Regions from separate parts of the Homo sapiens genome. Here region 1 is linked to region 2. A link is a contact called in ENCODE Hi-C data. All regions are on one chromosome and are shown on one strand. The core of a region is the stretch at or near the end of the contact, and the rest is flanking DNA. Distances in the headings are between cores, read along the strand shown. Region 1 holds the start of GBX2-AS1 (GBX2 and ASB18 antisense RNA 1). Region 2 holds the start of SH3BP4 (SH3 domain binding protein 4).

Region 1 (4,300 bases), core at 846-3,345, 1.2 Mb after region 2:
ACGTGCTTCACATGGCTCAGATAGGATAGGCAACCCCAGGGGAAACCAAAGCCAGGCAAAAGCAAAGCAAAGCAAAGCGAATTTCCAGGCTGCCTAACAATGTCTGCTTTTCAGTCAACTCAAAAAGCCAGAACGCAAACCAAAATCAGTTTAAACCCCAGTGCTTGTTCTTGGGTTTCACGTTTACCTTTGGAAAAGTATGGAAAGGTGGCTGCTAACCGCGCAGATTACAGCAGAGGTTTTGTTTTCTTCTGGAATGAGTGGAGAAATTACTGGGTAATTAAGTCCTATAACTTTCAAAATACTGCAGCTGAGATCCAGTCTATAGAGATATTTATGTACAAAGTAGGATAGTATAATAAATATTTAGCGTGTCTTCTGGTGTGGCTGTAAGCCCCTTCAAAAGCAGTCTTTTAAGCCCATTTAGTGAATATATTCTCAATTTGCTTGGGATGGCCACAGCTGGGCTGTGACTTTGTTGCTTCAAACACAGTGGAGTCCACCATGGGTTCCCTCGGGTGCGGGGGCTTCTCCAGGTGGGTGCCAGGCCCTGGCCCTTCTGGACCCTCAGGGCCGGGCCTGTTCTAGCTGCTGATGCTGACTTCTGATAGCGAACCTGCTGACGTGGACAGGGATGGGGACGACGATCTTAGGGTTCCGGGAGGGCTCCCCTGTCTTGGAATTGGCATTGCCTGCCTTCACCCGTTTCCACTTGGCCCGTCGGTTCTGGAACCAGATTTTCACCTGCACCTCGCTGAGTTTGAGGGCGTGGGCGATCTGCGAGCGCTCGGTCAAGGAGAGGTACTTTTTGCAGTGGAACTCCTTCTCTAGCTCCAGCAGCTGCTCGCTGGTGAAGGCAGTCCGCCGCCGCCGGTTCTTGCCCGTAGACGTGGTGCTGCCCGCGGCGCCGCTGCTCGGCGGGGTCTCCTCCAGCGCGTGGCCCGGGTCTTCCTCCTTGTGAGCTGCCTGGCCAGTCAGATTGTCATCCGAGCTGTAGTCCACATCGCTCTCCAGCGAGAAGCTCTCCTCCTTGCCCTTCGGGTCGTCTTCCACCTTTGACTCGTCTTTCCCTTGCCCTCGGACAGCCCCGACTGAAAGCAAAACCAAACGGCATTTTATTACATTTCGCACACTGGCCTTCCTTTCTCCTTCCCACCGTCATTTGGACATTCCGCGCCCCCCGCCCCCCACCCTTTAGCGGATTGTCTTTCTATGACATTAACACATTGTGATTTCCTGGCCTTTGAGGGGTAGAGGAGGGGTGGGGGGAGCGTGAGAAAGCTCAAAGGAGAGGAGGCAGTACAGGCGACGGCCCTTTGCCCAGAACCATCACTCAAAGGGCCGCCATGCCTCCCCCGCACCCTCCCAGCCTCGGCAGCGTCAGGAGAAGTAGCAGGAGGCGCGAGGCCCAAGAGATTGCCCGCTTTGTCCCTGGGGTGGGGACTGGTTGAGGACTGATGGGGGGATTCACGATTCATCCTCCCCCCACCGCCACCATGAAAATGTAGTGAACCTCAATTGCTTCCTAACCGGAGTGGAGGCGTAGGGACGTGCAGATCCCAGACCATCTTTTTTGAGACAGACAACGTTGGTCAAAGGGATGTTTTGTGGCCTTATAAGTTCCCACCAGACACCCCCAACACAAACACACAGGCACAGCCTCCCAGCAGTCCGTTTCTCCCAGACAAGTAGCAAGACCAGCGAAGGGGTTTAAAAAGTCTGGGCGCCCCTGGGCACACGCACGGCTGAGACGCGCAGCCCAACCCGTCTCCCCTAGAGGCTGCAACCTACCCGGAACCCCAGGTCACCGCGGAGCGGCAGAGGCGGCCTCGGCCAAACGCATCGTCAGATAGATATGTGGCCCAGGGCAGCAGCTGGTCGCCGGGCGCTAAACGCCCCCCCTCCCGAGACCCCGCTTGTTGGGTGGCTCTGAATGTCCCCCGGAGGCCCAGCGGCACAGCCGGGCCTCATCCTCCAGCTCCTCCCGCGGGGGTCGAGCGGGGGCGCGGCCTCGCCCCCTTGGTCTCCCGCGGGAACCCGGCGCTGGCCCGCCCCCGCCTCCTCCCGCCCCCTCGTCCCGGCTGCGCGCGCCGCCGACTCACCGAGCGAAGCCTGCACCGTCTCGGCCGCGGAGAAGGCGAGCAGCGAGCCCTCTTTGGCCAGGAAGCCTTTGCCGTCCTCCGCGTCAGCCTGCAGCGCCTCCGCCTTGTCGAAGTTACCGCCGCCGGGCAGCGGCTGCGGCGCGAACTTGCGGGCCGCTGCCGCCTCCTGGTGCTGGGGCGACGCGGAGAAGCCGCCGGGGAGCGTGGCCATGAGCGTAGAGGTGAGCGCCATGCCCTGCGCCAGGCTGGAGCAGAAGCCTGTGGGCAGGCTGGGGATCTGGTGGTGAGGGTGTGCGGGCGGCAGCGCTGGCTGCAGCGCGGCCTGGGGCAGCGCGGGCGGCGGCGGCGGCGGCGGCGGCAGCACTACCGGCCGGTAGGGCATGAACATGGGGTAGCCGGTGTAGACGAAATGGCCGGGGCTGGGCTGCGGCGGGCTGCCGATCAGCGAGTCTATGCTGAAGGCGGTGCTACTCCCCAGCGGGCGCTGCATCATCATCAGCGACGGCGGGAACGCTGCGCTCATAGACGCGCTCGGTAGAGGCCAGCGAGAGGCGAAAAGTCCCCGCGCCGCGCCGCCGCCGGGAAGCCCGCCGGACGCCGGGAGCACCGCCGGGAGCGCCGGGCAGGGGCCGAGCGGGACCCGGAGAGCAGACGCCTCCGCCCCTCAGTCCTGGGCCCGCTGCATGCCGGGCGGGTGCAGGGGGTGTGCGGGGTGAGGCCGTGCGCCCCGGAGTGGAGAGGGCGCCCGGGCCCCGAGGGCTCGCCGGAGCCCCCGTCCGCCGCTTGCCCGTCGGAGCCCGCGCGCTTCGCGGGTTTGGCCCTCGGCCCCGGTAAGCTGCCGTCCGTCCGTCCGTCCCGCCGTCCGTCGCCTCCCGCGGGCCGCTGGGGAGCGCGCGAAGCCGGCGTACTTATCTCCGGCGGGCGCAGCCAGCACCTTTAAATCGCGCTCCTCTTTCTCATTCACATTTTGCCTGCCGCCTGGCCCGGCTCGCCTCACGTGGGGCTGGGCGCCTCTGGCCATTGGCTGAGCGGGGCGGGGGTGGGGCGAAAGCGGGGCCCCGCCCTTTCCACCCAAGCTGGCCTCGAGCGGGCTGCGGGCGCCACCGTCGGAGCGCGCGGGCCGGGGAGCCGGAGCCTGCATGCCTAGCCCGTGCCGCGCAAACTTGAGACGGGCGGATGGCACCTCCAAGGCTCGGACCTTGGGGCCCTGCAGCCTTGTCGAGGCCACCTCGAAGGGTAGCCTCCGGGGCCCGCACCCCCACGGCTGGGCCGGGGGCGCTTTATTTCTTTTACTGTATTTGCCATGGAACCAACCTGCCTGCGGCTCACTCCAGCGCTGGGTGCTCCGGCTGCGCCTGGGGTCCGGGCGAGGGTCCTGGAGTTGGGGGCAGGGTCCTGCCCCTCCGGAGCCACCCCCGGGGCGAAGGCTGGGAGCTGGCAGCGCCTGCCCGCCGCCAGAAACCCGCCGGGTTGCTCGCTGTAGGTCCGCGCACCGGGTGGGGCGGGGAGGCTGCTGCTTCCCCCATCCCGGGCTGGGCCCTCCCGTGAGCGATCCCGTCTCTCATTTTTCATGACATTCTTAATCATCGCACCTATTTACACACTTTGCCAGCGCGCACCAAAATAACAACCACGATAATTATGATAATAAAGAGAGTCCTTTATCTGCTCCATCCTCGGGGAGGAAGGGGGGAGTTGCTGTGCCTCCAGATTGTATAACGTGAGATTATCCTGATGAAAGCTTTATGATGTTTGCTCAAATAAAAGCTGCGTTTTGTAAATAGGCGCTAATTAAGCACGTTGCGAACGCAAGGAGTGCTCACCCTGGCGCCGCCGCCCGGTTTCCAGCGCGAGGACTCGAGGGCGCGCGGTTCCTCTTTGCTAACTGCAGGATGGAGCCGATCCCCTCAGGATGTTTCCCCTGTTCTCGACAACGGTAAAGACCCCCAAATTTGAAAGTAAGGGAATTTTGGGGTGGAGGGAAACTAGGGACGTACTTATCCCCTCTTCCATTTTCAAACAAAAAACTTTCAGCTCTTGTCTTCCCTTTAAAAATGGAATCACTTCTTGACAACGGCAGACCGTGCAGAGCGCACCAGCGCGAGCGGGGCTTCCTCGAGTCTCCAAGGCCCGGGCTTCAACTTCCCGGGTCTAGACGTCAGCCCTGAACCGCCAACAGCACCGGGTTGGGGAGAAGG
Region 2 (4,176 bases), core at 768-3,267:
TGCGTTTCCATGGCACTTTGTTCTTTGTGGTTTTTAGGGTATCTTTCTCCCTCTCTGCTCAGTGAACTGAGCTGCCTGGACAGGCCTTGAGTTTTCTTATTCGATTGTTTTTTGTGTGTGTATGTTTTGCCTTAGCTCCCTCACTAGTATAGTCAAGGAGCTTTTCATGCTTTGAGCCATTTGTGGCATTTCAGGAATTACCTTCATAGCTTTTGTCCATTTTCTACTGGCTTGTCTTTTTCAATGTTTTTATAGGCATTTTTTAAAAAACACAGTGTGGATGTCATTTGGGATAGCAGTACTAATAGTAGCTAAAACTTACTGAAAGCTACTGTGTGCCAGGCAGTCTGCTGAGCACTTTACATGCTGCCTTTCATTTTTACACTCATTTAGGAAACTGAGTCACAGAGAGGCGAGATAACTTGCCAGAGATTCAAGCACACTCCAGACACATCCCTACACCAATCAGACCTCCTAGCCACCCAGAAACTCTCCTCTGCTCGGAGGCTTCTCTGCTTCCTCCACCTGCCCCTTCGCCTCACTGCCTCCTTTCAAAATCTGCGGCATGTATTTTAGGGATACTCGTATCCATTTTCAGGAATTCCATGATCTACACACAGATGACACCAAAATCGGAACAGCAATGTCCACCCTTCTCCCGAGCCCTAGGTCGGTGCCTCTGTCCACCTGTGTCTCCTGAAACTTCAACACAGACTTCAAATGGAGTGGCAGAAAACCAGATTCCTTAGGGAAAGGAAGGTCTCCCAGACGGCAGGAGCGGCAGGCCTTAGGGGCAGCCGCAGGGGCTCGGGAGTCTGAACATACCCGGTTTGAATTCAGACTCTGGCACGCCCCATGCGATCATAACATAGTGCTGCACGTCTCAAGCCACCTATAAAAACGGGGACAATAACAATATCTGCCTCGGGGTTAATGGTGAGGACTGACTGTGTGTGTCTCGCTCAGGACCAGGAGCAACAAATGTTGGCTTCTTCCCCGGCAAAGACCCGCGCTTTCTCCTGGGCTCCGGGTTCCCGGGGTGGGGGTGGGCGCAGTCCCGAGGGCCCCAGGCAGTGGCGCAGTGGTTAGACCCCAGCCTCTGGAGTCGGCCTCGGTTCAGATTCTGGTTCTACCCTTCTCCTCTGTGGCGAACCAACCCTCCGAGCTCTAGTTTACTCGTGTGAAATGGACTAGCCAAAATTGGGATTTTTTTTTTTTTTTAGGATTAGATGTGTCGGTCCATAGACGTTGCTGGCCACATAGTTAAGTGGTGCGTTCACTCACTGGGCATTGATGGAGCGCCTACTACGTGCCAGGCCTGTTTTACGCGCCGGGGGCCCAGAGGCGCCCAGGTCAGACAAAGTGTAAACGATTCCGACCAGAGCCCTTCAATCTGCATTCCGCTTCGCAGGAAACTCTCCTCCTTTTATGATTTTCAGCCGGACTGCCTTCCCTGTTGTTAGTTTGTAACTTTCGCTCCGGCCCCCGCAGCCTCGCGCCTGCCTTCCCTCCACTGTCCTCAGCCAAGGTGTAGTAAAGCGTCTCCGAACGCGGCGCGACCCTCGCCCACGCCCGCTCGCGGGGGGACCGCACCGCCCCAGGGGTCCTCGCTAGGGGTTCCCGGAGAAGGGGTGGGAGATGGGGGTGCGGGGGGGCACAGGAGCGCGGGCCAGCACCCAGACCTGCTCGGTACCGGGGACCCAGACCCGAGGATGCCGGGCGGCCAAGGCCCCGCTACCCTGGCCGGCTCCGGGCGGAGGAAGAAGAGGAGGCGCCCAGACTGGATACCCGCCTGGACCCGGAGCCGCGGCACCACCCCCAGCCCGCCCCACGCTCGCCAGCCTCAGACGGCCGCGCCCCGCCCCGCCCCTCTCCCGAAGCCCCGCCCCGGCGCGGGACCACCCCCTCCGCGGCCTCAGCTCCGGTCCTGGCCCCGCCCCCCGCGCCCCCGCCCCCGCCCCCGCCCCCGCCCCCGCCCAGGCGCGGGACCACCCTCCGCCCGCCGAGGCGGGGGCCCAGCGCGCCCGGCACTCTCGGCGGTCCGGGCCCCTCGCCACTACCGCCGCCGCCGCCGCCGTGAGTCCCGCGGAGCCGCGCGCGCCCCCGGCTGGGCCGAGCCGCTGGCCGACGAGCGGAGCCTCAGGAGCCGGCGGGGACGCCATGCGAGCCAGGTAGGCAGGCGGCGGCGGGGAGCGCCTCGGGCGGCAGGGCCCTGGGGGCCGGCGGGGGCGCGGGGTCGTGCTCGGGGGCTTTGCACTCCCTTGCGGGCGCAGATCGTGCCGCGGGCGCCGATCGTGCCACCGCCGCCTGAGTTCGGGGCTGCGCGGGTGCCTGGGCGTGGGGCGGCTTCGGGGAAGCCTCGCGCGCCCCTCGCCGCTCCCCCGGGCGCTCGGGTCTCCCTGGTGCTGGTGGGCAGGGACCCGGCCCGGGGTTCCGGGCGCCGAGCCGCAGCCCTCCGCGTGCGCTCGGGCCGCCCCCCAACCCCGGCTCTGGCCACTTCCCGGCGGGCGGCCCTGCGGGGTGGCCTCCCTGGGCAACCGGACGCGTCCTCGGGCGCAAATCGGGGGGCGCGCTCGGCTCACGGGGGCCGTGGGGGCCACGGGAGGGCGTGGAGGGGTCGGGGCGCCCCCCTCGAGCGGCGCTGGGGAGGAGGGAAGGACGCGCGGTCTCCGGTTAAACTTGTTGGTGACAATGCATATTTCAACTTCTTCGGAGATCCCTCCTGTGAGGATGAAATTGAAAACTCCGGTTTCTGGCTTGGCGATCGGGTGACCGAGCAGCCGCGAGGTGACAGCGCCGGCGGCCCGCGGGCGGGGACCGGCTGGGATAGAGGCGCGTTGTTCTCTGAGCGATGTTTACCGAGAAGCCCGCTCCGCGGCACGGGCGGGTGTCAGTTGGGACCCCAACCCTGGGTCCCGCGGCTCCTAGCCCGGGGCCTGCGGTGTAGACGGGGGTTGGGGACAGGCCCAGCTGGCCCTGACCGGGTGTCGGGCGCCCAGAGATGCCGCGCGGGAGGAGCCGCGGGAGAGCCGCCGGACTCAGCGAGCAGAGGGTCGTGGAGCCTGATGGATCGATGAGATCTGAAAAAGAACACTGTGCGAGATTGTATTCCTGCTTATTCTTTCCAAGTTAGTAGGCAGATTGGAACTATAGAATTTATCCGTGATAATAATAAAGTTCGCATAACTTTTGTTCTGATTACAGAAACAATGTATGCTCAGGACAGAAAGCTAGAGATAAAGAGAAATATAAACAGCAAACAGGAAACCATCCCCAATCCCACATTTTTTACCAGCCTTGTCACAGCCTGGCAGATTTGAACATTAAGTTAGAACTGGAGCCATTCTTGCCTAAACCAGAGAATCCCTGAATGCAGCCGCCCCTTCTCACCCTTGTGACCGTCTCTGAGCTCCAAAGTTTGGGTTTTTTCCTTGCTCCCTACCCGGGCAGAATCTCTGCTGGCCACGAGTCCCCTTCCCAGTGGGCTGGGGGCTTTCCTTGAGATCCGTGGCCCAGATGAAATGATGGGAGAGGCCTGGATCCTCACCGCCCTCTGTGGTTTTGGTTCCTTGCCTTGTAAAAATGAAGGTAATGATTCTCAATCTGCTTCTCAAGCCACCATAAAAATTAATGGGTGGTTTGCAGAGCGTTTTGACATCCGTGGATGGACAGCGGCTGTACTTTAAGGCGCTGGGGAACATTCTACTGTTCCTCATTGCAGTGGTCATGCAGTGTAATAGGCTGCCTCTCACCTGGCCGTCCTGCCCAGGAAACAGACTCCAGGAATGTCCAGTGGAGCCCTGAGGACAATATTCCTGGTTCCTTGCTCAGTGCCCTCGGGACTCGGCCAAATCCCTCAGAGTGGGAAGCTTGGGAAGAGGCAGCGCTCTCCAATCCCCCTCCTCCACCTCTGCTTTCTGCTTGTAGGCGGATTTCTTAAAGTAAGGGGGCAGTGATATTTAGGCGGGACCCCAGATTGCCCACTGCCTGATGTTTGTGGGTCTGTGGAATGCCCGGGCCGTGCTTATCCAAAAGAACAGTTAGTTCTGGGAGGACGCATAAACTGAACAAACCTGGCTTCCTAGAGATTTGTATGGCTCACTTGTTTACTAAATGAACAATGACCGGCTGCGGAGAAGCCCAGGACACTTCTGTGAGCTTTATTATTATTTTTTT

The links. A loop is a pair of places that touch in the nucleus more often than their neighbours do. Pooled maps may share reads with other maps.
Region 1: a map with no recorded cell type shows a loop between it and region 2 (7-fold over the local background). The contact joins the promoter of GBX2-AS1 here to the promoter of SH3BP4 in region 2. A Hi-C loop is called at or near these places in 3 of 37 single-sample maps with no recorded cell type and 7 of 50 pooled maps.

What each region holds. Positions count from the first base shown.
Region 1 is chr2:236,165,347-236,169,646 of GRCh38, forward strand. GBX2-AS1 (GBX2 and ASB18 antisense RNA 1) reads left to right here and starts at 2,096. Exons shown (of 2, transcript NR_186035.1): 1 at 2,096-2,323. It overlaps GBX2 (gastrulation brain homeobox 2), which reads right to left and starts at 3,040. Exons shown (of 2, transcript NM_001485.4): 1 at 2,103-3,040; 2 at 1-1,091. The coding sequence starts at 2,625. The coding sequence ends at 568. LOC124906126 (a long non-coding RNA gene) reads left to right here and starts at 3,680. Exons shown (of 2, transcript XR_007088136.1): 1 at 3,680-4,038; 2 at 4,183-4,300. RefSeq lists an enhancer at 1,219-2,171.
Region 2 is chr2:234,950,000-234,954,175 of GRCh38, forward strand. It overlaps SH3BP4 (SH3 domain binding protein 4), which reads left to right and starts at 2,018. Exons shown (of 6, transcript NM_014521.3): 1 at 2,018-2,171. It overlaps LOC105373938 (a long non-coding RNA gene), which reads left to right. Exons shown (of 7, transcript XR_007088132.1): 6 at 599-1,352; 7 at 1,440-1,800. RefSeq lists an enhancer at 2,471-3,120.